Regions from separate parts of the Homo sapiens genome. Here regions 1, 2, 3 and 5 are each linked to region 4. A link is a contact called in ENCODE Hi-C or POLR2A ChIA-PET data. All regions are on one chromosome and are shown on one strand. The core of a region is the stretch at or near the end of the contact, and the rest is flanking DNA. Distances in the headings are between cores, read along the strand shown.

Evidence for each region. Hi-C counts contacts between places; a loop is a spot of excess contacts on that map. ChIA-PET counts read pairs that join two places held with the same protein, here RNA polymerase II (POLR2A). Pooled maps may share reads with other maps.
Region 1: a pooled map shows a loop between it and region 4 (2.4-fold over the local background). The contact joins the promoter of ACOT4 here to the promoter of MIDEAS-AS1 in region 4. A Hi-C loop is called at or near these places in 1 of 50 pooled maps. POLR2A ChIA-PET finds 5 or more read pairs at or near these places in 5 of 52 experiments (BJ, CD4-positive, alpha-beta memory T cell, activated CD8-positive, alpha-beta memory T cell and 2 more).
Region 2: a pooled map shows a loop between it and region 4 (5-fold over the local background). The contact joins the promoter of ACOT6 here to the promoter of MIDEAS-AS1 in region 4. A Hi-C loop is called at or near these places in 4 of 50 pooled maps. POLR2A ChIA-PET finds 5 or more read pairs at or near these places in 8 of 52 experiments (AG04450, CD4-positive, alpha-beta T cell, CD4-positive, alpha-beta memory T cell and 5 more).
Region 3: a loop to region 4 is called in a pooled map, with 6 times the contacts of the local background. The contact joins the promoter of ACOT2 here to the promoter of MIDEAS-AS1 in region 4. A Hi-C loop is called at or near these places in 8 of 50 pooled maps. POLR2A ChIA-PET finds 5 or more read pairs at or near these places in 8 of 52 experiments (BJ, CD4-positive, alpha-beta memory T cell, MCF 10A and 5 more).
Region 5: a map with no recorded cell type shows a loop between it and region 4 (11-fold over the local background). The contact joins the promoter of COQ6 here to the promoter of MIDEAS-AS1 in region 4. A Hi-C loop is called at or near these places in 4 of 37 single-sample maps with no recorded cell type and 11 of 50 pooled maps. POLR2A ChIA-PET finds 5 or more read pairs at or near these places in 5 of 52 experiments (B cell, CD4-positive, alpha-beta memory T cell, CD8-positive, alpha-beta memory T cell and 2 more).

The regions. Positions count from the first base shown.
Region 1 is chr14:73,589,794-73,594,582 of GRCh38, reverse strand. ACOT4 (acyl-CoA thioesterase 4) reads right to left here and starts at 2,710. Exons shown (of 3, transcript NM_152331.4): 1 at 2,167-2,710; 2 at 679-881. The coding sequence starts at 2,623. It also overlaps a transcript of HEATR4 not described here. RefSeq lists a silencer at 2,096-2,165 and an enhancer at 1,977-2,476.
Region 2 is chr14:73,608,767-73,613,930 of GRCh38, reverse strand. It overlaps ACOT6 (acyl-CoA thioesterase 6), which reads right to left and starts at 1,414. Exons shown (of 3, transcript NM_001365788.1): 1 at 899-1,414. The coding sequence starts at 1,359. It also overlaps a transcript of HEATR4 not described here. RefSeq lists a silencer at 1-78 and enhancers at 1,154-1,203, 737-1,236, 1,254-1,303.
Region 3 is chr14:73,565,342-73,570,549 of GRCh38, reverse strand. It overlaps ACOT2 (acyl-CoA thioesterase 2), which reads right to left and starts at 1,337. Exons shown (of 3, transcript NM_006821.6): 1 at 667-1,337. The coding sequence starts at 1,309. It also overlaps a transcript of HEATR4 not described here. RefSeq lists enhancers at 557-726, 1,921-3,120, 3,514-4,031.
Region 4 is chr14:73,784,919-73,789,706 of GRCh38, reverse strand. MIDEAS-AS1 (MIDEAS antisense RNA 1) reads right to left here and starts at 2,347. Exons shown (of 3, transcript NR_109995.1): 1 at 2,198-2,347; 2 at 591-680. It also overlaps a transcript of MIDEAS not described here. RefSeq lists an enhancer at 1,673-1,722 and silencers at 2,073-2,132, 2,213-2,262, 2,313-2,902.
Region 5 is chr14:73,946,837-73,951,672 of GRCh38, reverse strand. COQ6 (coenzyme Q6, monooxygenase) reads right to left here and starts at 1,371. Exons shown (of 12, transcript NM_182476.3): 1 at 1,178-1,371. The coding sequence starts at 1,340. FAM161B (FAM161 centrosomal protein B) reads left to right here and starts at 1,579. Exons shown (of 9, transcript NM_152445.3): 1 at 1,579-1,700. The coding sequence starts at 1,647. RefSeq lists enhancers at 1,613-1,672, 689-1,689.

The DNA of each region.
Region 1 (4,789 bases), core at 1,461-3,960, 200 kb after region 4:
TGACAGGGGAGTTTCTTCCCATGTGCAGAATATCTGGCTGAACACATGGCAAACACATCTTAAAATCACTGAAAAACTTGGAAACTGGTTATAAGCATTTCAGAGAATTATCCACTAGAGAATGCTGAGCCGCTGAGCCGCTGAGCCACAGATCCCATCAAGTTCAGGGCCACATTCAGGTAGGTCTGACTGAAGTCTTCATGTGGCAATGCATCCAATAGTGTGGAACCAGGTTGTTTCAAGATGTGAATCATTCATCAGATCATTTGCCATATGTATTGGCAAATGATTACAAAGCAAGACTTCAGAGTAAGTAAGTTTGTTCTTGGCTTCTGAAAGGGGTGGACAAGTTCTGACCAAAATCTGAGAACATACTCTGACACCAGGAAATTAAAATTTAAAAACAAGCATGCAAAGACAGTAGATTAGAAATTCAATTTGCAATATACAGATAATATTTAATATTACTAAATAAAATCTCATGTGGATTTTACAATTAATTCTATATCACAAATTCATCTGACAGAAAAAGTGGAAATAGCACCTTAAGCCAAGGAAGTCTCCAGAAGACATCTTTGTGAAAGAGGAACAGAGCAGCATTTCTGCACGTGGTAAAGGTTACACTCTCTATGGAAATATTTCTAGAGAGACTGATTAAATAAAGGACATGAGGAGAACCTGGGGATGTTGAAGCATGTAGCATACGGCTTCTTCGAAGTACTCCAGGGATATGTTGTCCATGTTATTGGGGAGATCTTCAAAGTTATAATAAGCTAGAGCCAACGTGGCAAAGCCATGGCCAGCAAGGAGGCTGGCTCGATATTCCAAGAGGCCCCCTCCAATACCAAAGATGTCAATGATCCCTGGGAAGGGTCCAGGTCCTAGAGAACAAAATATTATAAATGTAAGCCATTATACAATTTAAAGAATTTGCTTTCCTGGCTGGACACTGTGGTTCATGCTTGTAATCTCAGCACTTTAGGAGGCCAAGGCAGGAGGATTGCTTGAGGCCAGGAGTTCAAGACCAGCCTGGACAATGTAGTGAGACCCCATCTCTACAATCTTTTTTTTTTTTTAATTAGTCAGTGTGGTGGTGTATGCCTGTAGTCCTAGCTACTTGGGAGGCAATGGAGGGAGGATCACTTGAGCCCCAGAGGTCAAGGCTGCAGTGAGGTGTGACCACACCACTGCACTCCAGCGTGGGCAACAGAGACAGACACTGTCTCAAAAAAAAAAAAAAAAAAAAGAAAGAAAGAAAAGAAAAAAGATTGAAACAAAACTTTATGTTCTGTTGCATCAGCCCTCTGGTTTTTAGTGTACTGATATTTCAGATGTCTATGTAGAAAGGGAGGAAAGAAAAAGAAATACCCAGAGATGGTTTTAGGTGAGAAAGGCAGTGGAGTCTGAAGTGTGACCTGTGATAAAGCAGCACATGAAGAAGTGGAGAAGAGACAGTGTGCCTAGAACACTAGAGAAGACGACATGGTAATAGCTTCATTCACTGTCATCATTCTGCCTTAGACAAGTCAGGCTGATGCCTGTAGAAATCTGTAGGGTAGTGATTAATAGCAAAGTGGATAATGTACCTGACGACCTGAACCTGTTTTTTCATCTGCAGAATAACAATACCAACTTCATTGGGATATTATAGAGACTAACTGATAGAATGCAAGTAAAAACCGTAGTACACAGCCTAACAAAAAATCCTTTTTTTTCTTTTTTCTTTTTTTGAGACGGAGTCTCGCTCTGTCACCCAGGCTGGAGTGCAGTGGTGCGATCTCGGCTCACTGCAACCTCCATCTCCCAGGTTCAAGCGATTCTCGTGCCTCAGCCTCCCGAGTGGCTGGGACTACAGGCGTGTGCCACCAGGCTGGACTAATTTTTGTATTTTCGGTAGAGTCAGCGTTTCACCATGCTGGCCAGTCTGGTCTCAAACTCCTGATCTCAAGTGATCCGCCCATCTCGGCCTCCCAAAGTGCTGGGATTACAGGCGTTAGTCACCACGCCCGGTACCAAACCCTCTATTTTGGTAGAGTGGCCACTGACATAGTCAATGTTAGCTTCTCTGATCTTGCTCCAAAACCAAACCAGTGCTAAATCAGCACTGGAAACAAACGGAGACTCAGGCCACTGACGCTCACACCACCCGCCAGCAGCCTGGCTCACCTGGCGGCAGGAAGAGCGTGGCGCGCACCCGGCCCGCTCGCACCGACTGGCGCCGCACCCCTGGCGGGAGGAAGTGGCGCTCGTGCTGCGCCTGGCACAGCAGCCGTCCAGGCTCGGGGTCGTGGCCGTCCAGCACCTCCAACTCCACGACAAAAGGAATCTGTACGTCCCGCTTCAGGAAGCGCCAAAAAGGCTTCTCGGGTTCCAGGGCCCAGAGCAGCCCCATGGGCTCGAGTCCCGCGAAGCTGCCGCCCAGCGCGGGTGCGCGCTCCAGGTCCAGCTCGCCGCGGGCGTCGGCGCAGTAGCGCGCGTGGGCCCGGAAGAGCGCGCCCTTCTCGTCGCGCAGGGACGCGCGCAGCGTAACCCGCTGCTCCGGGGCCAGGCCGCGCACGGCAATGCGCACCGGCTCGTTCCAGCAGCAGCGGCCTGGGGGCTCCAGGATCAGCGTTGCTGACATCTTGGAGCCGGAGCGGGGAATTCAAAGGTCGAGGCCCGAGACCCGTCCAAGATCGTGGCAAGCGCGCCGAATGTCCGGACGGCGTCCGGCGTCCCCTGGTGCCGGAAGCTGCCGGTGGCTGAGCAGTCCCAGAAAGCCCCTGGGACTTCAGACCGGTTAACCCGGCGCTCCGGACTCGTCTGAGGCAAAAGTAGCCAGGCTCCTCTTCAGGGTCGTCTCCTTGGGCCCCGGGGCGCGCAAGGTGTGGCGCCCAACCCACCCCGTAGAAAGCCTCTCTGCCTCACACCACCCTCGGTTGTTGGAATGAAAGTTGTTGGATGATCAATTTGTGGTGAAACCAAAAGCCAATGAGATCAAGCCAAATTCCAGCCTTTCATGGGCTCCATGGAAGGTTTTGTTTTTAACTTTTTTTTTTTTTGAAACAGAGTCTCCTCTGTCGCCCAGGCTGGAGTGCAGTGGCGCTTCGGCTCACTGCAATCTCCGCCTCCTGGGTTCAAGCGATTCTCCTGCCTCAGCCTCCCGAGTACCTGGGATTACAGGCGCGCGCCACCATGCCGCTAATTTTTGTATTTTTAGTAAAGAGGGAGTTACACCATGTTGGCCAGGCTGGTCTTGAACTCCTGACTTCAAGTGATCTTCCCGCCTTGGCCTCCCAAAGTGCTAGGGATTACAGGCGTGAGCCGCTGCGCCCGGCCTGCTTTTTTGTTGTATTTGAGACAGGGTCTCTCTCTGTCATCCAGGCTGCAAGGCGGTGGCTCGATCACAGGTCACTGCAGCCTCCACCTCCCAGGCTCAAGTGATCCTCCTGTCTCAGCCTTCGGAGTAGCTGTGACTACAGACAGCGCACCACCATGCCACGTTAATTTTTAAATGTTTATTTTTAGAGAGGAGGTGTCACCCTGTTTCCCAGGCTGGTCTCGAACTCCTGAGCACAAACTATCCTCCTGCCTCTGTAGTCCCAAAGTGCTAGTGATACGTGACAGCATGCTGGCTGCCCTCGCTCGCTGTCGGCGCCTCCTCGGCCTTGGCGCCCACTCTGGCCGCGCTTGAGGAGCCCTTCAGCCCGCCGCTGCACTGTGGGAGCCCCTTTCTGGGCTGGCCAAGGCCGGAGTCGGCTCCCTCAGCTTACTGGGAGGTGTGGAGGGAGAGGCGCGGGCGGGAACCGGGGCTGCCCGCGGGGCTTGCGGGCCAGCGCGAGTCCCGGGTGGGCGTGGGCTCGGCGGCCCCGCACTTGGAGCGGCCGGCCGGCCCGCAAGCCCCGGGCAGTGAGGGGCTTAGCACCTGGGGCAGCAGCTGCTGTGCTCGATTTCTCAGCGGGCCTTAGCTGCCTCCCCGCGGCGCAGGGCTCGGGACCTGCAGCCCGCCATGCCTGAGCCCCCGCCCCCGCCGTGAGCTTCTGCGCGGTCCGAGCCTCCTCAACGAGCTCCGCTCCCTGCTCCACTAACGCCCAGTCCCATCGACCGCCCAAGGGCTGAGAAGTGCGGGCGCACGGCGCGGGACTGGCAGGCAGCTCCACCTGCGAACCCCGTGCGGCATCCACTGGGTGAAGCCAGCTGGACTCCTGAGTCTGGTGGGGACTTGGAGAATCTTTATGTCTAGCTAAGGGATTGTAAACACACCAATCAGCACCCTGTGTCTAGCTCAGGGTTTGTGAATACACCAATCGGCACTCTGTATCTAGCTAATCTAGTGGGGAGGTGGAGAACTTTTGTGTCTAGCTCAGGGATTGTAAACGAACCAATCAGCACCCTGTCAAAACGGACCAATCGGCTCTCTGTAAAATGGGCCAATCAGCAGGATGTGGGTGGGGCCAGATAAGGGAATAAAAGCAGGCTGCCAGAGCTAGCAGTGGCAACTTGTTGGGGTTCTTTTCTACGTTGCGGGAAGGTTTGTTCTATTTAGTTTTGTAATAAAGGTAGCTCAGTTTTTGGGCCCGCACTGCTGTTGTGAGCTGTAACACTCATTGCGAAGGTCCGCAGCTTCACTTCTGAAGCCTACCAGACCACGAACTCACCAGGAGGAACGAACAACTCCAGACATGCCGCCTTAAGAGCTGTAACACTCACCGCAAAGGTTTGCAGCTTCACTTCTGAGCCAGCAAGACCACGAACCCACCAGAAGGAACAAACTCTGAGCACATGGGAACATCAGAAGGTACAATCTCCA
Region 2 (5,164 bases), core at 165-2,664, 170 kb after region 4:
GGCCTGAGCCACTGTGCCCGGCTCATCATTTTTATATGGTAGAGGTTTAAGTCAGGAATTTAGTTAGAAGGGATTAATCAGGAGTCTTCTTTCTGGGCTACCTTTACCTAGCAAACATCCTGTGTTTACTTAGACTAGGGTTCCTCAACCTCAGTAGTACAGACATTTTCAGCAAGATAATTCTTTGTTCTGGTGGTTGTCCTGTGCATTGTGGAATGTTTAGCAGCATCTCTGGCCTCTGCCTGCTAGATGCCAATAGCACCTCTCCCTTCAGATATGACAACCACAAATGTCTCCAGATATTGCCAAATTTCCCCCAGGGAGGGCGGCTAATCATTGCAGGTTGAGAACCACGTACAGCATGTTTATGATAGAAGGGAGAGGACTGTCAGGCAGTTTTGTGTGTGTTTTTAAACAATTAAAGGGCATTGCCAATACTGTGGATTTTAGCTTCTTTGGAAGTTTGATGTGAAAGGAGGCAAAAATCCTTCTTGCACATCAGCTTAAGGTTTTGCCCATATCGTATTCAAACAAAACCACATGGCTGGCACATAGTGGCTCTCAATAAATATATAATAAGTTGAATGCACTATTCAGCACATAGCTAAAGTGGTGGTGCCTCCAGGGAGGGACGTGAAACTTAAAAAGGAAAGACTGGAGTAGCTACTCAGGAGGCTGAGGCGAGAGGACTTGAGCCCAGGAGTTCGAGGCTGCAGTGTGAGCTACGATCCAGCCACGGCACTCCAGCCTGGGCAACAGCGGACGCCCAGACTCAGAATCCATGACAGACTCTGGAGCGAAGGAACAAGTTCAGGGATGTTCCACAATCACGCGATTCCCAGGACAGGAAAGGGGCCGGTGGGGGTCGCAGAGCTCGACCAAATTCTGGGCAGACTACTCATCCGGCGGCAGGAAGAGCGCGGCGCGCACCGGGCCCGCGCGCACCGGCTCGCGCCGCACCCCCGGCCGGAGAAAGTCGCGCTTGTTCTGCGCCAGGCACAGCAGCCGCCCGGGCTCGGTGTCGTGGCCGTCCAGCACTTCCAGCTCCACGGCGAAGGGCGTCCGCACGTCGCGCTTCACCAGCCGCACCAAGGCTTTCTCGGGCTCCAACGCCCACAGCAGCCCCATGGGCTGGAGCCCCGCGAAGCTGCCTCCCAGCGCGGGCGCGCGCTCCAGGTCCAGCTCGTCGCGGGCGTCGGCACGGTAGCGCGCGTGGGCCCGGAAGAGCGCGCCCTCTTCGTCGCGCAGGGACGTGCGCAGCGTGACTGGCTGCTCCGGGGCCAGGCCGCGCACTGCGATGCGCAGCGGCTCGTCCCAGCAGCAGCGGCCCGCGGGCTCCAGGATCAGCGTCGCTGCCATCCCAATCTGGGTAGAACAGGGGCGACCCAGCTCCGCGGAGTCAGTGGGCGGGCCTGGCGGCTTTGCCGAGCGCTGGAAAGTAGTCGAGGGCGGAGCCCTTAACACTACTCCCATTGGTTGGACTTGGGGACAGGCTCCAGGCCGCTGCGTGGGGCGCCTAGAATTTGTGCAAATACACCAGTGTCCCAAATGAAAGAGTATCTGCTGAAATAAGAGTTAATGACCAATCCGGCCGGGGGCGGTGGATCACGCCTGTGATCCTAGAACTTTGGGAGGCCGAGGTGGGTGGATCACACCTGAGGTTAGGAGTTCAAGACCAGCCTGACCAACAGAGTGAAACCTCATCTCTACTGAAAATACAAAATAGCCAGGTGTGGTGGCGCATGCCTGTAATCCCGGCTACTTGGGAGGCTGAGGCAGAAGAATTGCTTGAACCCAGGAGGCAGAGGTTGCATTGAGCCAAGATTGCACCATTGTACTCCAGCCTAGGCAACAAGGGCAAAACTCCGTCTAAAAAAAAAAAAAAAGAGTTAATGACTATTCCTGCAATCCAATGTGGTGAGTGTCGAAATAGAGGCACAAAAACCACTGAGAGCTAAAGGATTGAGAGAGATACAGTCCAAGAATCTAGATTTTGAAAAAGCATCCCAGGTGATTGTACTCAGGTGACCCCTTGGAGAAACATGGTCGTAATCCGTCCTTTACCCCTCAGTCCCTTACCAAGCCTTTTTTCCAGGGCTAATGGTACCTGGAGCAAAGCAGATGTTTAGGGAGGCAGACCTAGCCGAGTTCTGGTCTGACCCTGATCCTTAATATTAATACCTGGTGATCTTTAGCAAGAAACATAACCCTCTAAATTCAGTTTTCTTATCTGAAAAGGCTTATTGTGACCATTAAATGGGCTAATGTGTAAAAACACTACACTGACACACCTGTAGGTTAGTACCCAGTGAAAGTTTTGTTTTGTTTCTTACCTCACAAATCTAATCACTGGCAGAGTCCATTTTGGGTTGTATGCATACAGAGTTCTGGCAGTAAGCAAGTGGCACTCTCAGCCTGTGTAATTGAGGAGAGTTTTATAAAGGTACTATCTACAAAGGCATGGGCAAGATTTAAAAACAAAAACAATGAAACAAGATTCGGTGTAGAACCCTGAATCTGAAGGTTCAAGGGAAGGGGGCAGTCTGATAGGAGTTGTACCTTTTTTAGAAGGAACCTATGGTTTGTGGCAGGAAGGAGGAGACTATAAGTCCCTTGACTCTCCTCTTGTTTTTCAGTATCTTGCTAATGCCTCTCTTTGGCCAAACCCAACCACACAGCTCAACCTAGCTGGGAACATAGCAGGGTGGAGAAGGAAGAAGAGCATATAGTGATGCCCAGCTCAGTAAACATGTATAAACTGAACAAAAAGGTATTAGACTCTATGAAGCAAGTTCACTGTATGCTGGTTACCAACTTGTCTGAGTCCAGTGAGAAAACACATTCATATATTTAATACAACAATTTACATGAACTGGATTTATTACTTACAGATAGGCAGCAAAGAATGACAGAAGCCTAAGAATCATTGGAAACCAGTCCCCCAAGGCTCAGGAATGCTGCCTGGGTGATGGAATCTCATGTGTGTGTGCCCCACTTGCACTGCAGCTGCCCTGAGTTTTGTACTCTGGGGTCATGTGACTGCTGGGTTAAAGCATTGAAAGACATCCTGTTTGTAGGGAGGGGCTGGAATAGAGCCAGGGCTATTCCAGCCAGTCCGTCCCTCTCTCAGGATGTTACATTCCCAGCACGTTCTATGCTTGAGAACTACTAGTGAGAAAGAGGGGAGAACTGAGTCAGTCCAAGGCCAACCAGAGAACTGCCCTGCAGTCCATCCCCAACCCAGATACCTCCTTTAGTAAACCTAGTACATTTCATATGCCCTCCAGACCCCCAGGATCTGGAGGCAGAGGTTTGTCTGATCATATTAATATGGCACCTTGGTCGGGCACGGTGGCTAATGCCTGTAATCCCAGCACTTTGGGAGGCCGAGGGGGGCGGATGACTTGGGGTCAGGAGTTTGAGACCAGCCTGGCCAACATGGTGAAACCCTGTCTCTACTAAAAATACAAAAATTAGCTGAACGTGGCAGCACGCGCCTGTAATCCCAGCTATTCAGAAGGCGGCGGCAGGAGAATTGCTTGAACCCGGGAGGTGGTGATTGCAGTGAGCCGAGATCTCGCCACTGCTCTCCAGCCTGAGCGACAGAGCAAGACTCCCTCTAAAAGAAAAAAAAAAAAAAGCGACACTTGACTGAAACAATCTCGGTGCAACATTGTTAAGCCATGGCCGGAATATATTGCATTAGGCCCAGGAGACTACTATAATAAGCAGGATGATCAGGCTTGCTTGGAGCTGTGGCCTACCCCCAAGTCCTAGTGATCCAGGCAAGAAGTTTTGAGGTCCAAGAAAGATTCTTTAGGTAGCCACTCTGACTGCAACCAGTAGGCCTGCTTCCAGATCCTCTACCTATGTCTCCACCATGCCTGAGGTGTTTATCCAGGTACACCAGGAGGTGTTGGCAGTGGCACACACTCCTCCCAATTAGTCTAAAAAAAAAAAGGGTAGAGGAATTCTGTTGTTTAAAACAACCTGGCCAGGCGCGGTGGCTCATGCCTGTAATCTCAGCACTTTGGGAGGCTGAGGCGGGTGGATCACGAGGTCAGGAGTTTGAGACCAGTCTGGCCAACATGGTGAAACCCCGTCTCTACTAAAAATACAAAAATTAGCCAGGCATGGTGGTGCGTGCCTGTAGTCCCAGCTACTCGGGAGGCTGAGGCAGGAGAATTGCTTGAACCCGGGAGGCAGAGGTTGTGGTGAGCCGAGATCGCACCACTGCATTCCAGCCTGGGTAACAGAGCGAGATTCTGTCTCAAAAATAAAATAAAATAAAATAAATAATAGAACAACCTTCCCAAGGGAGTTGAAGGATGTCCCTGTGCTGCCAAGGCAGTGGCACTGGAAGCAGCAATATCAGGCACAGTTTTCTTATCATTTTTTTCATGAGCACTGACTCCTATATATGGTACCAAAAATTTCATAGAGGACCTAAACCTAGAATCAGCCACGACCTGGCAGGTTCCTAATAAGCATGGTGCATACTTTTAGACTACTGGCCCAATGATGTTTCTTGTACCCAGGGGTGATATGCAGGAGCACCCCCAGCATGCCCAATGTCCAGGATCCCATCATCTGCCAGCTTTCCAGGTATGACATTGTCCATCCCATGTTTGGCTCACTCCCAGATCACCCACAGAGGAAGAGGCAGCTTTTGGATGCACACTGCATCATTTTATTCAGCAACCCAGTCATGGCTATGGAGGATTGGTATTCACCAGCCAATTCTCATTGATGGCATAGTGACATGAGCTCAGTCTCCCCCATACAATCAATATCGTTCACAAAACCTGTACACAGAGGGTTAGCATTACACCTGATATGGTTTGGCTGTGTCCCCACCCAAATCTCATCTTGAATTATAGTTCCCATAATCCCCATATGTCCTGGGAGGGACCTGGTGGGAGGAAATTGAATCATGGGGGTGGTTAGTCTCATGCTGTTCTGGTGATAGTGAGTGAGTTCTCATGCGATCTGATGGTTTTATAAAGGCTTTCCCCCTTTTGCTCAGCACTTTTTGTTGCCGCCATGTGAAGGACATGTTTGCTTCCCCTTCTGCCATGATTGTAAGTTTCCTGAGGCCTCCTCAGCCATGCTGAACTGTGAGTCAATTAAATCTCTTTCCTTCGTAAATTATCCCATCTCAGGT
Region 3 (5,208 bases), core at 88-2,587, 220 kb after region 4:
TCGCCCAGGCTGGAGTGCAGTGGCGCGATCTCAGCTCACTACAAACTCTGCCTCCCGGGTTCACACCATTCTCCTGCCTCAGCCTCCCGAGTAGCTGGGACTACAGGCGCCCGCTACTACGCCCAGCTACTGTTTTGTATTTTTAGTAGAGACGGGGTTTCACCGTGTTAGTCAGGATGGCCTCAATCTTTTGATCTCGTGATCTGCCCGCCGAGACTTCCCAAAGTGCTGGGATTACAAGCGTGAGCCACTGCGCCTGGCCCTTACAATGTCTTTTAACTGAGCACTAGGTTTGAGGGACCTCTCAGTTTTGGAGCGGCAGGGACACTTCCCCAATCAGCTTTCCATTCCATTCCTGTTTCTTTACACTAACCTCCGGAAGGTTGGAAGCTACATCCCTTCTTCGTGTGAAAAGGGCAGGGACGGAAAAAAAAAAAAAGTGTAACTCCCCTCAAAGTGCCGGGCGCGGTGGCTCACCCTGTAATCCCAGCTCTTAGGGAGGCAGAGGCGGGAAGATAGCTGGAGACCAGGAATTCGAAACCTGCCTGGGCAATATAGCCCGGGGGCGCGGCGGGGGGGCATACACATAAGCGAAAAGCGTGGGGCGGGGGAGACACACAAAGTGAAAGGCGAACGAACACGGAACAATTAGCGGAGGTGAGTCACCTGGCGGCAGGAAGAGCGTGCCTCGCACCCGGCCCACGCGCACCGGCTCGCGCCGCACCCCGGGCGGGAGGAAGTAGCGCTCGTGCCGCGTCTGGCACAGCAGCCGCCCGGGGTCGGGGTCGTGGCCATCCAGCACCTCCAGCTCCACGGCCAAGGGCGTTCGCACGTCGCGCTTCACCAGCCGCACCAAAGGTTTCTCGGGCTCCAAGGCCCAGAGCAGCCCCATGGGCTCAAGCCCCGCGAAGCTGCCGCCCAGCGCGGGCGCGCGCTCCAGGTCCAGCTCGCCAAGAGTGTCGGCGCGGTAGCGCGCGTGGGCCTGGAAAAGCGCGCCCTTCTCGTCGCGCAGGGACGCGCGCAGCGTGACCGGCTGCTCCGGGGCTAGGCCGCGCACGGCGATTCGCACCGGTTCGTCCCAGCAGCAGCGGCCCGCAGGCTCCAGGATCAGCGTCGCCGCCATCCGAGCAGGAACCCTAATGATCTGACCAACCTGCCTCAGCTGTGGAGACCCCAGGAACTGCGCCGAACTCTTCAGGCTCCATTGGTACAGCCGGGACGCTCGAAGGACAGCAGGAGATGAGGCCATTTTGAATTCAGACCTGAGAACAACTGAATGGGGGTGGGGAGAAAGAAGCTTGTTAGACATCCTCTCGGGCTGCCGTCGCAGGCTAAGCGCCCACTAGGGCAGAGCTGTCTGCTAACGTGAGCGGGGAAGGCCAGAGTCCAGCCGATCAGCCAGACCAAATATAGACACACTGGAACTTGCTTAAAGTCTCCTGTGTTGAAACCTCCACTTTATGTTGGAAAGCTACTTCCTAGGTTTGCTTTTCAGAAGCTTGCTGGCCTGCGGAATGGGCTGGACCAGGGCTGGTTCTTAAAGAACCAGGCAGCTAGCAGTCTCCAGGCTCCAAACTCCTGATGGCGAAGAGGAATGCAGAGCTGGAGTTAGTTTTGATCACTTTGTTGAATAATTCACACTCATTACTAATCTTAGGGCTTTTCTTTCAAAATCTGCACCATGGTGTTTTGCTTTTGTGTTCTCTGTATATGCCTATCCTCCACATCAATCCCACATCGAAGGGTGCTGGCTTCTTACTAGCTGTGTGACCTCTGAGCTTCATTCCTTACAAGTGTAAAAATAGCCAAATGGGGTAATAGGTAGTAATTTCTCAAACTCCTGACTTTGTAATCCGCCCGCCTCAGCCTCCCAAAATGCTAGGATTTACAGGCATGAGCCACCGCGCCCGGCTAATAGTTATTATTTTGTTTTACTGGTTTCTCAATTATTGTCCCAGTCAGGCAAGGGTTACTTTTTTTTTTTGAGAGACAGGGTCTCACTACATTGCCAGACTGGAGTACAGCGGCAGTTTACCATCACTGCACTTACAAACCTCCAACTCCTGGTGCTCAAGCCATCTTCCTGACTCAGCCTCTCAAATACCTCAAAGGACTACCGGAGCTCCCCATGCATCGCGCTTTTTTCTACTTTTTCGTAAGCTATTGGTTTCACCAGAGGTGTGGTGTTTTTTTTTTTCATCACTTAAGCTTTAGGCCCCTGCCAAGCCCTTGTACCTGATTTTATAATTTCCTACCTGTGTAATTAGAGAAAGCTATAAATGTGTAGGCTTCAAACCCACAAAACCTGTGTTTGCCTCTGCTCCTAATAAGGCTGTCCTCAAGGTAAGCCTTTTTATCTCGTTCCAAATCTCTCATGTCCCACGTCATTAATCATACAATTCCCTGTCAGTTCTAATTACCTTTGTATAACACCTCAAGTATGTTCTGTGCCTAGAACTCTCAGGAAGTAAGAAGGCAAATAATTCTGTGTCTGGAATTGGTTCCTTCTGGTGGATTCTTGGTCTCGCTGACATCAAGAATGAAGCCGCAGACCCTCGCAGTGACTGTTACAGTTCTTAATACAGTTCTGAAAAGTAGTGTGTCTGGAGTTTGTTTCCTCTGATGTTCAGATGCGTCCGGAATGTGTTCCTTCTGGTGGGTTCATGGTCTCGCTTCTCACCGACTTCAAGAGTAAAGCCACAGACCTTCAAGGTGAGTGTTACAGCTCATAAAGGCAGCAGGTCCAGAGTTGTTTTTCTTGTTCCTCTCAGTGGGTTCATGGTCTTGGCTTCAGGAGTGAAGCTGTATACCTTCACGGTGTTACAGCTCTGAAATGCAGTATGGACCCAAAGAAGGAGCAGTAGCAAGGTTTATTGTGAAGTACAAAAGAACAAAGCTTCCATCAGCCTGGAGCGGAACTCACGCAGGTTACCACTACTAGCTGGGGTGACCAGCTTTTATTCCCTTATTTGGCCCTGCTCATGTCCTGCTGATTGGTCCATTTTACAGAGCGCTGATTTTCCATTTTACAGAGTGCTGATTGGTTCGTTTTACAAAGTGCTGATTGGTTCGTTTTTACCCAGTGCTGATTGGTGCGTTTACAAACCTTTAGCTAGACACAGAGTGCTGATTGGTGCATTTACAATCCTTTAGCTAGACAAAAAAGTTCTCCAAGTCCCCACCCAACCCAGAAGCCCAGCGGTCTTCACCTCTCAATAGTAGCTAATGGTTAATACTTACAAGAACCCTATCAGTAAATTAAGGCCCAGAGAATTTAACTGATTTTCTGAAGATCACACAGCTAGAAAGTGGAAGTTGGGCAAGATGGCTCACGCCTGTAATCCCAGTTTACTTGGAGGCTGAGGTGGCAGGGTTGCTTAAGGCCAGGAGTTTCGCACCAACCTGGACAACATAGCAAGACCCTGTCTCTAAAAAGAAAAAGGGGATGGGCGCGGTGGCTCACACCTGTAATCCCAGAACTTTGGGAGGCTGAGGCGGGTGGATCATGAGGTCAGGAGATCGACACCATCCTGGCTAACACAGTGAAACCCCATCTCTACTAAAAAAAAATACAAGAAATTAACTGGGCATGGTGGCAGGCACCTGTAGTCCCAGCTGCTCCAGAGGCTGAGGCAGGAGAATGGCGTGAACCCCAGAGGTGGAGCTTGTGAGAGGTGACAGCGTGCTGGCAGCCCTCACAGCACTTCCTCTGCCTGGGCTCCCACTTTGGCGGCACTTGAGAAGCCCTTCAGCCCACCGCTGCACTGTGGGAGCCCCTTTCTGGGCTGGCCAAGGCCGGAGCCGTCTCCCTCAGCTTGCAGGGAGGTGTGGAGGGAGAGGCGCAAGTGGGAACTGAGGCTGCGTTCCGCACTTGCGGGCCAGCTGGAGTTCCAGGTGGGCATGGGCTTGGTGGGCCCCACACTCGGAGCCGCCAGCTGGCCCTGCCAGCCCCGGGCAATGAGGGGCTTAGCACCTGGGCCAGCGGCTGCGGAGGGTGTGCTGGGTCCCCCAGCAGTGCCGGCCCACTGGCGCTGTGCTCAATTTCTCGCTGGGCCTTAGCTGCCTTCCCACGGGAAAGGGCTTAGGACCTGCAGCCCTCCATGCCTGAGCCTCCCCCCGCCTCCGTGGGCTCCTGTGCAGCCTGAGCTTCCCTGACGAGCGCCGCCCCCTGCTCCACGGAGCCCAGTCCCATTGACCACCCAAGGGCTGAGGAGTGTGGGCTCACGGTGCGGGACTGGCAGGCAGCTCCACCTGCAGCCCCAGTGCACGATCCACTGGGTGAAGCCAGCTGGGCTCCTGAGTCTAGTGGGAACTTGGAGAACCTTTATGTCTAGCTAGGGGATTGTAAATACACCAATCGGCACTCTGTATCTAGCTCAAGGTTTGTAAACACACCAATCAGCACCCTGTGTCTAGCTCAGGGTTTGTGAATGCACCAATCAACACTCTGTATCTAGCTACTCTGGTGGGGACTTGGAGAACCTTTGTGTCAACACTCTGTATCTAACTATTCTGGTGGGGACGTGGAGAACTTTTGTGTCTAGCTGAGGAATTGTAAACGCACCAATCAGTGCCCTGTCAAAACAGACCCCTGGGCTCTACCAATCAGCAGGATGTGAGTGGGGCCAGATAAGAGAATAAAAGCAGGCTGCCCTAGCCAGCAGTGGCAACCCGCTGGGGTCCCCCTTCCACACTGTGGAAACTTTGTTCTTTCGTTCTTTGCAATAAATCTTACTGCTGCTCACTCTTTGCGTCCACACTGCCTTTATGAGCTCTAACACTCACCACCAAGGTCTGTAGCTTCACTCCTGAAGCCAGCGAGACCATGAACTCACCGGGAAAAACGAACAACTCCAGACACGCCGCCTTAAGAGCTGTAACACTCACCACGAAGGTCCGCAGCTTCAGTCCTAAGCCAGCGAGACCATGAACCCACCAGAAGGAAGAAACTCCGAACACATCCGAACATCAGAAGGAACGAACTCTGGACATGCCACCTTTAAGAGCTGTAATGCTCCCGTGAGGGTCCACGGCTTCATTCTTGAAGTCAGTGAGACCAAGAATCCACCAATTCTGGACACACTTGCAGTGAGCCGAGATTGGGCCACTGCACTCCAGCCTGGGCGACTGAGCAAGACTCCTCAGAAAAAAAAAAAAAAAAGGAAAAGAAAAAGGGAGAGGGTTCATACCTTTGAAATCTGATTCTCA
Region 4 (4,788 bases), core at 1,098-3,597:
TCTTGGGGTTTGTGTTATGCTTAGATCTGGCTCTGGCCCCTGCTTTCCTTTCCATGTTCTATCAGGAAGGCTGTGCAGGGTTGTCACTGGGTCCCCAATGATTCTCTACTGGTCTCTGTTATTTGTGGCCATGTAATGAATTCCTCAAAACACAGCAGCTTAAGACAACATTTATTATCTTATAGTTTCTGTGGGTCAGGAATCCAGGCAGCTTAGCTGGGTGCCTCTGCCTGAAGGGCCCGAGGGAGGCCCTTCAGCTGTTGGCTGGGGTTGAAGGTCTTATCTGAAGTCTTGATTAACATGGGGGGAAGGAGAGGCATCCCTTTCCAAGCTCCCTCAAACGGTGGTTGGCAGGCCTAGCTCCCTTTCTACCAGGCTGCCTTAGGACGTGGCAGTTGGCTTCCCCCACAGTGAGTGTTCCCAGAGAGTGAAAGGCATAGAGAGGACCCAGTATGGAAGCCGCATTTTTTTTTTTTATAACCTAGTCTCAGAAGTAAGATCACATCACTGGCCATATTCTATTTGTCAGAACTCAGTCAATGGATTCAGCTTACACTTAAGGAGGGAGGATTATACAAGGGTATGAATACCTGGAGGCAGAGATCATTGGCAGGGGGCGCATCTTAGAGGCTGTCTACCACATCCTCCACTTGGTGCCCTGGTACTCCAGCAACTGCCACCTTACATAGAGAAAAAAGCAATGTATGTGTAAGTGTCAGGCCTTCACACATTTACACTGTCTGCTAATTACTCCTGGGCATGCAGAAATACTGAATATTCATGAAATTGTGACTGAAAATTTGGAATTGCATATGGAACAAAAAAAATATTCAGCTCTTGTTTTAGCAAATATGGAGTATCACATGATTGCCTTTAGAAGCCTGGCTAACATATTCTCTCATTGGTTGCCTTAAGCAGAATGCACTAAGGAATTACTTCTATTTATTCCAAAATTGAAATGGGCAATCCCTTCACCATCTCCCCACAATAGCGTGATGTAAGAAGAATTTCAGGGAACTTTAATTATTGAGTCTAATGATGCAGTTATTTCTCAAAGCAGTATTATTTTTCTTGCATTGCACATTTTGTATTTATAATGTGCCATTAATGTCTTAGTAAAAATCAGAACTAGGGCGTAGCAGCTGCAACGTGGAGGATTTCATGTTGCTAGGAGAGCTTCGATCTTCATACGCCTATCTTTGGGTGAGTCTGTGGCTTTCCATGAGAGATTAACACAGACCTGGGGATCATTTCCCAAATGTCATTTTCCATCAGTCTTACATCCACCTTTCTGAACAAAGCCTTCACTCAAGTTTATGGTTTCCTGTGTTTTCATAAAAAGATGAAGCATTGAAAGGGGGGAGGTTTTATCTGGCCAATGTGCTAGGAGAAGCAGTATTTGGGGAAAAAAGGAAAATTGTTGAGCCCTAACTGATGCTTTTGAACCACCTATTAAAAGGTCCCTGTTTTCCACGACAAGCTACAATGAAGCTAATGTTTCTGTTATGAAAGCCCTTCACTGCAGTTTCGAATGTCTTTTTTTTTTTTTTTCACCAGCAAAGGCTAACCCCGTTTTTTCTCCAGCCTTATGAGATCAGGAGTTCTTCCTTGAAGACTGCTGTTTAACGACTTGGTTGCTACTTATCTTAAAGGTGGCTTTCCGTTGTACTTTTTAATAAGGTGAGCACATTTATTTTGAGCAATGATAAATTTCAGGATTACTATTGCCTGAAGCTGCCCTTCTCAGGCCTCCACCCTACCCTCAAAGTCACTTTTGACCGGTGATGAAACACAGAATGCATCAGACTCTATTTTCTGTGAGTTGAGTGTAAAGAGGTGGAAATCGCGGGGGAGGATTAGAACAGAAACCATTCTGCAGCCCCAGCTTGGGCGTTGAAATAGCCCCCAGAAGTGTGATACGTGGTAAACGTCTTGCTCACTTATAACCCGTAGAAATGACGAGGGACATCATGCAGACTTTTAGAGAGAACGTGGGGACAGGGACCCTTGTTTTAAGGCCCACTTTAGGCATTAAGAACACATAGAGCACACTGCTTTCTGACATGACCCTTTTAGCCCCAACACCAAACGGAAAAACTTTTTCTTTCCCCTCCCCCACCGCTTTGTTTGTGTACTGGTGTTTACCCTGGAACCCCAGCTTTCCGGGGACCCTGAACCCCACCACCACCTTCCAGACCAGCCTGAGAGCAGGGGACTCCAGCGCGGGGCCCCGGATCGCACTTCGGCGCGGAAACGACGCGGCTGGAGCGAGGCTTCCCTCCCAGGGCGGGGGGTGCAGGCTAGGCGGCCGGCAGCGCAGGGCTGCCCGCTACCCCGCAGCCGAGGGCGCGCAGAGTGGGGAGACGGCGCCTGGGGCCAGGGGCGCGCGGAGCCGGGGGCGCGGGCGGGGCGGCTGGCTGCAGGGCCCTGCGCGCCACCGCGCGAGCCGCTGGGTCACAGCCCGGGCCGCACAGCCCGGGCCGCACCGCCCGCTCCGCGAGGAAGTGACGACTGCGCCGTCCCGAGAGCAACAAAGTTAGAGTCTGCGGGCCGCACTCGCCTGCGCCCCGCACCCCTCCGAGCAGCCCGGGGATCCAGCACGCAGGTAAGCCGCGGGCTCGGCGCCCCCTCCCGCCACCGGGCGCCGGCGTGGGGCTCGGAATCGTTCCGGGGCTCGGGCTGGGCCGCGCGGGCGCGGATGTGGCGGGCCGGGTTGGGCCGGGCGCTGGGGTGCCGGGGTGCTGCAGGGAGGGAGCTCGGCGGCCGGGGTCGGGGCGCCGGGCTGCGCCGGTGTTGTCGCCGCTTTGCCGCGGGACTTCAAACAGCAAGGGCTGCAGCGGGGCCAGCTCCAGGCGCCGTTGGCCTGAGGTAGGGTGGGGGGAAGGGGCTTTCCGGGGCCTACGTCTGCAGCCAGCCCTCCGCCCAGCGCCTCCATCCCTGCAGGCTGGGCGCAGCTCTCGGCCCCTGCCCGGTGCTTCCCTGGGAAATGACCTCTTCCTCTTCGCAGCCCTTGTCGAGGGCGCAGGAAGGAAGTTAAAGGAACTTTCCCCGGACTTTTATTTGCTTGGCCTTCCTGGGACGAAGAGCAGAGTAGCTCGGAAGTTTGGGAAAACAACCCTACGCATTTTCAGAAAACCAAACCGGAATTGTCCCCAAGCCCCCTTGAAATGAATCGCTCCTGACTCCCCCTTTACCCTTCCCAACCATGTCCCAAACCTGACAGTGATCGCTAAGGCCTAACACTTTGCAATTTAGCCATAAAAACTGTCAGCACACCCACGTACATATGTGAGTGTTTTCTATATAAAACTCAGAAACCCGCTTCCAGCGGACTCTGTGGCATCTCGTTCTTTTCTGTTTCCTAAAACTGCAAGGGCTGCAGGAATGTGCTGCAGGAACTTTGACGGTGGTTCCCGTCGCCCTCGGTAGCCTCGTGGCGCAGGGTTTTTTAAAGAACAGCTGAGAAGTTTGGGACATTCCTGCAGAGTAACTAGGGGCTGGCGGCCCGGGCCAGTGGCGAGACTGCAACTGTAGCGGCGGCGGCGGGGACACGTTGGTGTGTGCAGGAAAGTGCGTCCGAGCCGTGGAGACTCGAGATGGGGTGTCCTAGAGGTTGAATGGTGCAGTTCCTAGCAGCAGCTTCCTGCCGGCCTGTAATTACAGCGTGATTGCACAGTCAGGCATTGTTGGCGTGGATGTTTATACACAGGCTATTGTGCAAGACCTCGGTAGTGGCGAAGAAAACGCAGCTTTGCACTGCAAATGCCCAGGATAGATCTGGGTCTGAGCTGCAGTCTCCAAATTCTTTTTGCCCTTTAACCCTAGCTAGGTGATTTATTTCATTACCTCCCTCTCACTTTTGACGACTTGTCCAAAGCCTGAGATGTGGGGTGGACTCGGGAGGCCACTGCACTCCTATCTTAGGCAGCCTGAAAACTATCCCAGGAACTCTACCCTTATTTGTCTCCGGAGAAAATGTGGGATGACGTCAGTAGGAAAAGGAGATGGGAGATGGCTATCAACCTCTCTAAACGGGAAAGCTGTTTGAATTAGCAAAATTGCACGGGTGGCTGGGTTGGGGCTGAGTTGCAAAGAGGACTCGTCAGACCATGTGTGACTGAGCTGGCGTGCTAGACTTTAAGCCTGGAAGTGTCAGCTGCAGAAACTTAGTAGGTGGTAGGTCCTAATTCCTTTATTGTGCTGGGCAAAGAGGAAACGTGCAAGTGGTAGCACTTTTGTCTGTGCTGGTGGTCTGGGTCTGGGAGGGGCAGAGGAGTGACTCCTCCTTCTCCATAGGAACCCTAGGCCCACTTTCTTAGCAGGGACTGTGGCACAGACCAGAGCAGGGATCCTCCCATTTGCCATGCTGCCTTGCAGGAAGGGAGCCAAGCCTGCAAGTATGGAAAGAAGGCAAACAGTGTCTTGTTGAGGGCCTTACAGGGGTATAATTGTATAGAGAGATTTAAAACACAGTAAAAAAGGCGTGTATTGGATTTGTGCAGGGCCATCGTTTTCACATTCTAAATCTCAACCTGATAACTCCCTGTCCTAGGCAGAAGACGCTCATGGGGAGCACTCAGCCCAGCTACGTTGCTGTGTGGCTAGGTGGTACCACCTTATGCTGGGCATGGGCAGCCTCTCTGCTCAGAGTGGCAGGTACTGATGATTCCAGTGCACTGGAGTTTCTCCAATGCCTGGCCTTTCCAGCCAAGTATCTGAGCTTCACCTGGAGGAAAAATGCTGTTTTGCAGCCTTGTGCCAGGTGTGTGTCATGGGCACAGTGACCGT
Region 5 (4,836 bases), core at 122-2,621, 160 kb before region 4:
ATGAGCTAAAAAAAAAAAAAAAATCACAAAAAAAAAATCTCATAATGGGCCAAGCATGGTGATTCATGCCTGTAATCCCAGCACTTTGGGAGGAAGGGGCAGGTGGATCACGAGATCAGGAGTTCGAGACCAGCCTGGCCAATATGGTGAAACCCCGTCTCTACTAAAAATACAAAAATTAGCCAGGCATGGTGGCACAAGCCTGTAATCCCAGAGGTTGCAGTGAGCTGAGATCGTGCCATTGTACTCCATCCTGGGCAACAAGAGCGAAACTCCATCTCAGGGAAAAAAAAAAAAGTGAAAAGACTACAAAATGGAAGAAAATATTTGCAAGTCATTTATCAGATAAGGGACTTATACAGAATAAACAAAATAATGGCCAGGCAGGGTTGCTTATGCCGGTAATCCCAGCACTTTGGGAGGCTGAGGCAGGTGGATTGCTTGAGCCCAGAAGTTCCAGACCAGCCTGGGCAACATAGTGAGACCTCGTCTCTACAAAAAAATACAAAAATCAGCCGAGTGGTGGCGCATTCCTGCAGTCCCAGCTATTTGGGAGGCAGAGGCAGGAGGATCAATTCAGCCAGGGAGGTTGAGGCTACAGTGAGCCGTGATCGTGCCACTGCACTGCAGCCTGGGCACAGCGGAAGACCCTGTCTCAAAAAATAAAAATAACTCTTACCACAGTATTCAAGAGACAAACTGCTCAATTAAAAACCGGGCAAAGGGTCTGAATAGGCATTTCTCTAAAGAAGATATACAAATGACCAATAAACATATGAAAGGATATTCAACATCATTAATCATTAGGGAAATACAAGTCAAAACCTGGAGATCCCACTTTACTTACACCCACTAGAATGTCTATAAACAAAAAGACAATGACAAGTACTGTCCAGGATCTGGAGAAACTGGAACTCTCATTTATAAATAACCCCGGGAAGGCCTGTTTTCCCATGAGTAGAACAGACTCTGAACGCCCCTCCCACTTTTGACCCTAATGGACCCTGAAGGACCACACGCATTCCGGCGTGCCCTGGGGTTCCTCTAGGAGGGGAGGGGAGAAGCGTCGCGAGACCTGAGAAATTGTCTTTGGGCAAGTCGTGCTAGGGCTCTCACGGCTCTCATCGTGCCTCCGCGGCCCGGTTTCCGGCCACTAGTAGCCTGGAGAAGGGCTTACCCAAGGCACAGGCCATGGCAGCGCCCACCAGGCCTCCACCCGACACCACCACGTCATACACGGTGTCTGTTGAGGCGCCGGACCACCTGCGCCAGGACACCAGCGGGCCGCTGTGGGGAGCTGCACGCACAGCCCCGCATCGGCTGACAAGCCGGGCCGCCATGGTGCAGACCTGCGCCGTCGCACTCAGAACTCCCGCAGGCCCACCTACGTAGTGCGTCCGGAGCAGAGCACTCCAATCCCGTCCCGCTTCCGCGGCGTCCTCAGAACCGGAAATAAAATGCGCGGAGAAAATAGGCCAATCGGAAAACGAACCTTGCCTCCTCGGGCGGGATGGATCGGAGGCTGCCCTGGAAGCCAACCAGACGCCAAAGCTAGAAAGGGGTGGACCCTGGCCCCGCATAGCTCTCGCTGCCACCGCTGCTGCCACTATCGCTGTCACTGTCGCTGCTGCCTCTGTCCAGCTGAAATGACCGTGGGGAGGCCTGAGGGAGCCCCCGGAGGCGCGGAGGGGAGCCGTCAGGTGAGGAGAGAAAAGAGACTGCCCCCGGGAAAGGAATCCCGGAGAGGAAACTGTTGGGCGTTGCCTTGGAGACAGACAGCAGGGGCGTGTCACGGAGGGGCGTGGGATTAAAATGAGCGTTTAGGGACCAGGAGGCGGACTCTGACTTACAGACCTGAACCTCTCGGACTTTATACGAGGCTCTTGATAGGCAATGTCACTCAGTTTTCGCTTATCCTCTTAGTACTCTATGACCAGTAGTACAATTGTCGTCTCATTTTTGTAGAAGAGAAAACTGAGGCACAAAGAGATTAAGAAAATTGCTCCCCAAATTTGGCCGGGCGTGGTGGTTCACGCCTGTAATCCTAGCACTTTGGGAGGCCGAGGCGGGTGGATCACCTGAGGTCAGGAGTTCGAGACCAGCCTGGCCAACATGGTGAAACTCCGTCTAAAAATTTAAAAAAAAAAAAAAAATTGGCCAGGCGCGCTGGCTCACGCCTGTAATCCCAGCACTTTGGGAGGCCAAGGAAAGCGGATCATGAGGTCAAGAGATCGAGACCAGGCTGGTTTCCATGGCAAAACCCCGTCTCTACTAAAAATACAAAAATTGGCCGGGTGCGGTGGCTTACTCCTGTAATGCAGCACTTTGGGACCTGAGGTCAGGAGTTCAAGACCAGCCTGACCAACATGGAGAAACCCTGTCTCTACTAAAAAAAATACAAAATTAGCTGGACGTGGTGGCACATGCCTGTAATCCCAGCTACTCGGGAGGCTGAGGCAAGAGAATTGCTTGAACCTGGGAGGTGGAGGTTGCAGTGAGCCGAGATTGTGCCATTGCACTCCAGCCTGGGCAACAAGAGCAAAACTCTCTCAAAAACAAAAACAAACAAACAAAAAAATACAAAAAATTATCTGGGCATGGTGGTGCGCGCCTGTAGTCCTAGCTACTCGGGAGGCTGAGGCAGGAGAATCACTTGAACCCGGGAGGTGGAGGTTGCAGTGAGCCAAGATTGCACCACTGCACTCTAGCCTGGCGACAGAGCGAGACTCCGTCTCAAAAAAAAAAAAAAATTAGCCAGGTGTGGTGGCGCGTGCCTCCAGTGATCCACCAGCCAAGGCCTCCCAAAGTGCTGGGATTACAGGCGTGAGCCAGTGCACCTGGTGGACCCCAAACTATTAAAGGCAAAAAGTAGATTGGCAGTTGCTTAGGGCTGGTGGGGTGGGGTGTGGAGGGTTAGGGGAAATAGGGAGTGACCACTAAAGCGTGTGGCATTTCTTTTAAGGGCGATGAAGGTGTTCTAAAATTGTGATGGTAGTTGCACAACTCTGTGTATATACTAAAACCACTGAATTGTACACTTTAAATGAGTGAATATATTGTATAGAAATTATGTCTTAATAAAGTTGTCTTTAAAAGAAAAGAAAAAACGTGCCCAAGATCACACACTGTAGCAGAGCCAGGGCTAGGGTGCATACATATCTCTGACTCTTACCCTGGATTTTAGTAAGCCTGGCTCCTCATCAATCAAGTGTCAATTCAAAATTCCTCCACAATGAAAAATAAAAATCAGCCCAGGACTGAGAAAGTATAACTCAGACTGTCATAGGCATAGATAATGCCAACGGCAAGAGCATCAGGAAACAGTGTTTCTCTCAGGGCCATAACATAGGTGCAAAATTACTAACACCCCTTCTTCCAAAAGGCTTACTGATCAATTACTTACCCACCCTACTTTATTCTTCTCACCTTTTGAATAAGTATTGCCGTTGGGCGGGGCCCAATGGCTCACGCCTGTAATCCCAGCACTTTGGGAGGCCAAGGCAGGCGGATCATTTGAGCTCAGGAGTTGGAGACCAGCCTGGGAAGCATGGTGAAACCCCATCTGTACAAAAAATACAAAAACTAGCCAGGTGTGATGGTGTGTGCTGTAGTCCCAGCTACTCGGGAGGCTGAGGTGGGAGGATCATCACCTGAGCTCAGGAGGTTCAGGCTGCAGTGAGGCATGATTGCACCACTGCACTCCAGAACCTGGGTGACAGAGCAAGAACCTGTCTCAAAAAAAAAAAATTGCTCAGTCATTCGCTTAACTAAATTGTCCCCACTTCATGACAGCACCATTCCAGAGTTGATACCTGGTTCCCTGAATCAATCAGGGAAGCCAACCCTATAAAAATCACACCCTCAACCCTAAGTTCCCTGTGGTTTTCCGTAGTGTCCTGCAGCAAGTTAATAAGCCTAACTGATGTACTGATTACAAGTACATTCCTAATAACCTTAATCTGATGGACTTTATCAACCAAAAAGCTTTCCATAGGCACTCCATCTTTTTATAACCTCACAGTTGTTTATGGTTTTCACAGAATTTATCATCATCTTATATTGTCTGTCTCCTCTTACTACAGTGTAAGCTTCATGAGAGTAAGGACCTTGTTTGTCTTGTTCTCAGCCAAATGCCCAGTGCACATCAGGCACCCAGTAAATATTTTATGAATGAATGGAGTACTGAAAAAGTTAATTGTGTGTCCCACTTCTTAAGACATTGCTCTTCCAGCCAGACCATACTGTCTGTCTTGTTAATCATCCATTCCTTTTTTTTTTTTTTTTTTTGAGACGGAGCATCACTCTTGTTGCCCAGGCTGGAGTGCAGTGGCGCAATCTCATCTCACTGCCACCTCCGCCTCCCGGGTTCAAGCGATTCTCCTGCCTCAGCCTCCCCAGTAGCTGAGATTACAGGCACCCGCCACCACGCCCAACTAATTTTTGTATTTTTGTAGAGACGGGATTTCACCATGTTGGTCAAGCTGGTCTTGAACTCCTGACCTCAGGTGATCCACCTCCCTCGGCCTCCCAAAATGCTGGGATTACAGGCATGAGCCACTGCACCCAGCCATCATCCATTCCTTGACAGAGTGCAAATTAGCTAGAACATGAGGAAAGCAGAGGAGTAGAAATAAGGGAAGGGAGAGAAGGAAGATGAGCAAGAAGTAGGTTAAAACCCAAGTAAGGGAGAGTGTGGCCATCATCATGGGCAGGATTCCTGGAGTGCAGGGGTCAGAAAGCCTGGTGTAGGTGAGGTACTCTGTAAAAGCTTACTGCACTGTATGGCATAGGGAACCAACTTCAGCTCTTCACTTCCCTCTCCATCCCTTCAACCAA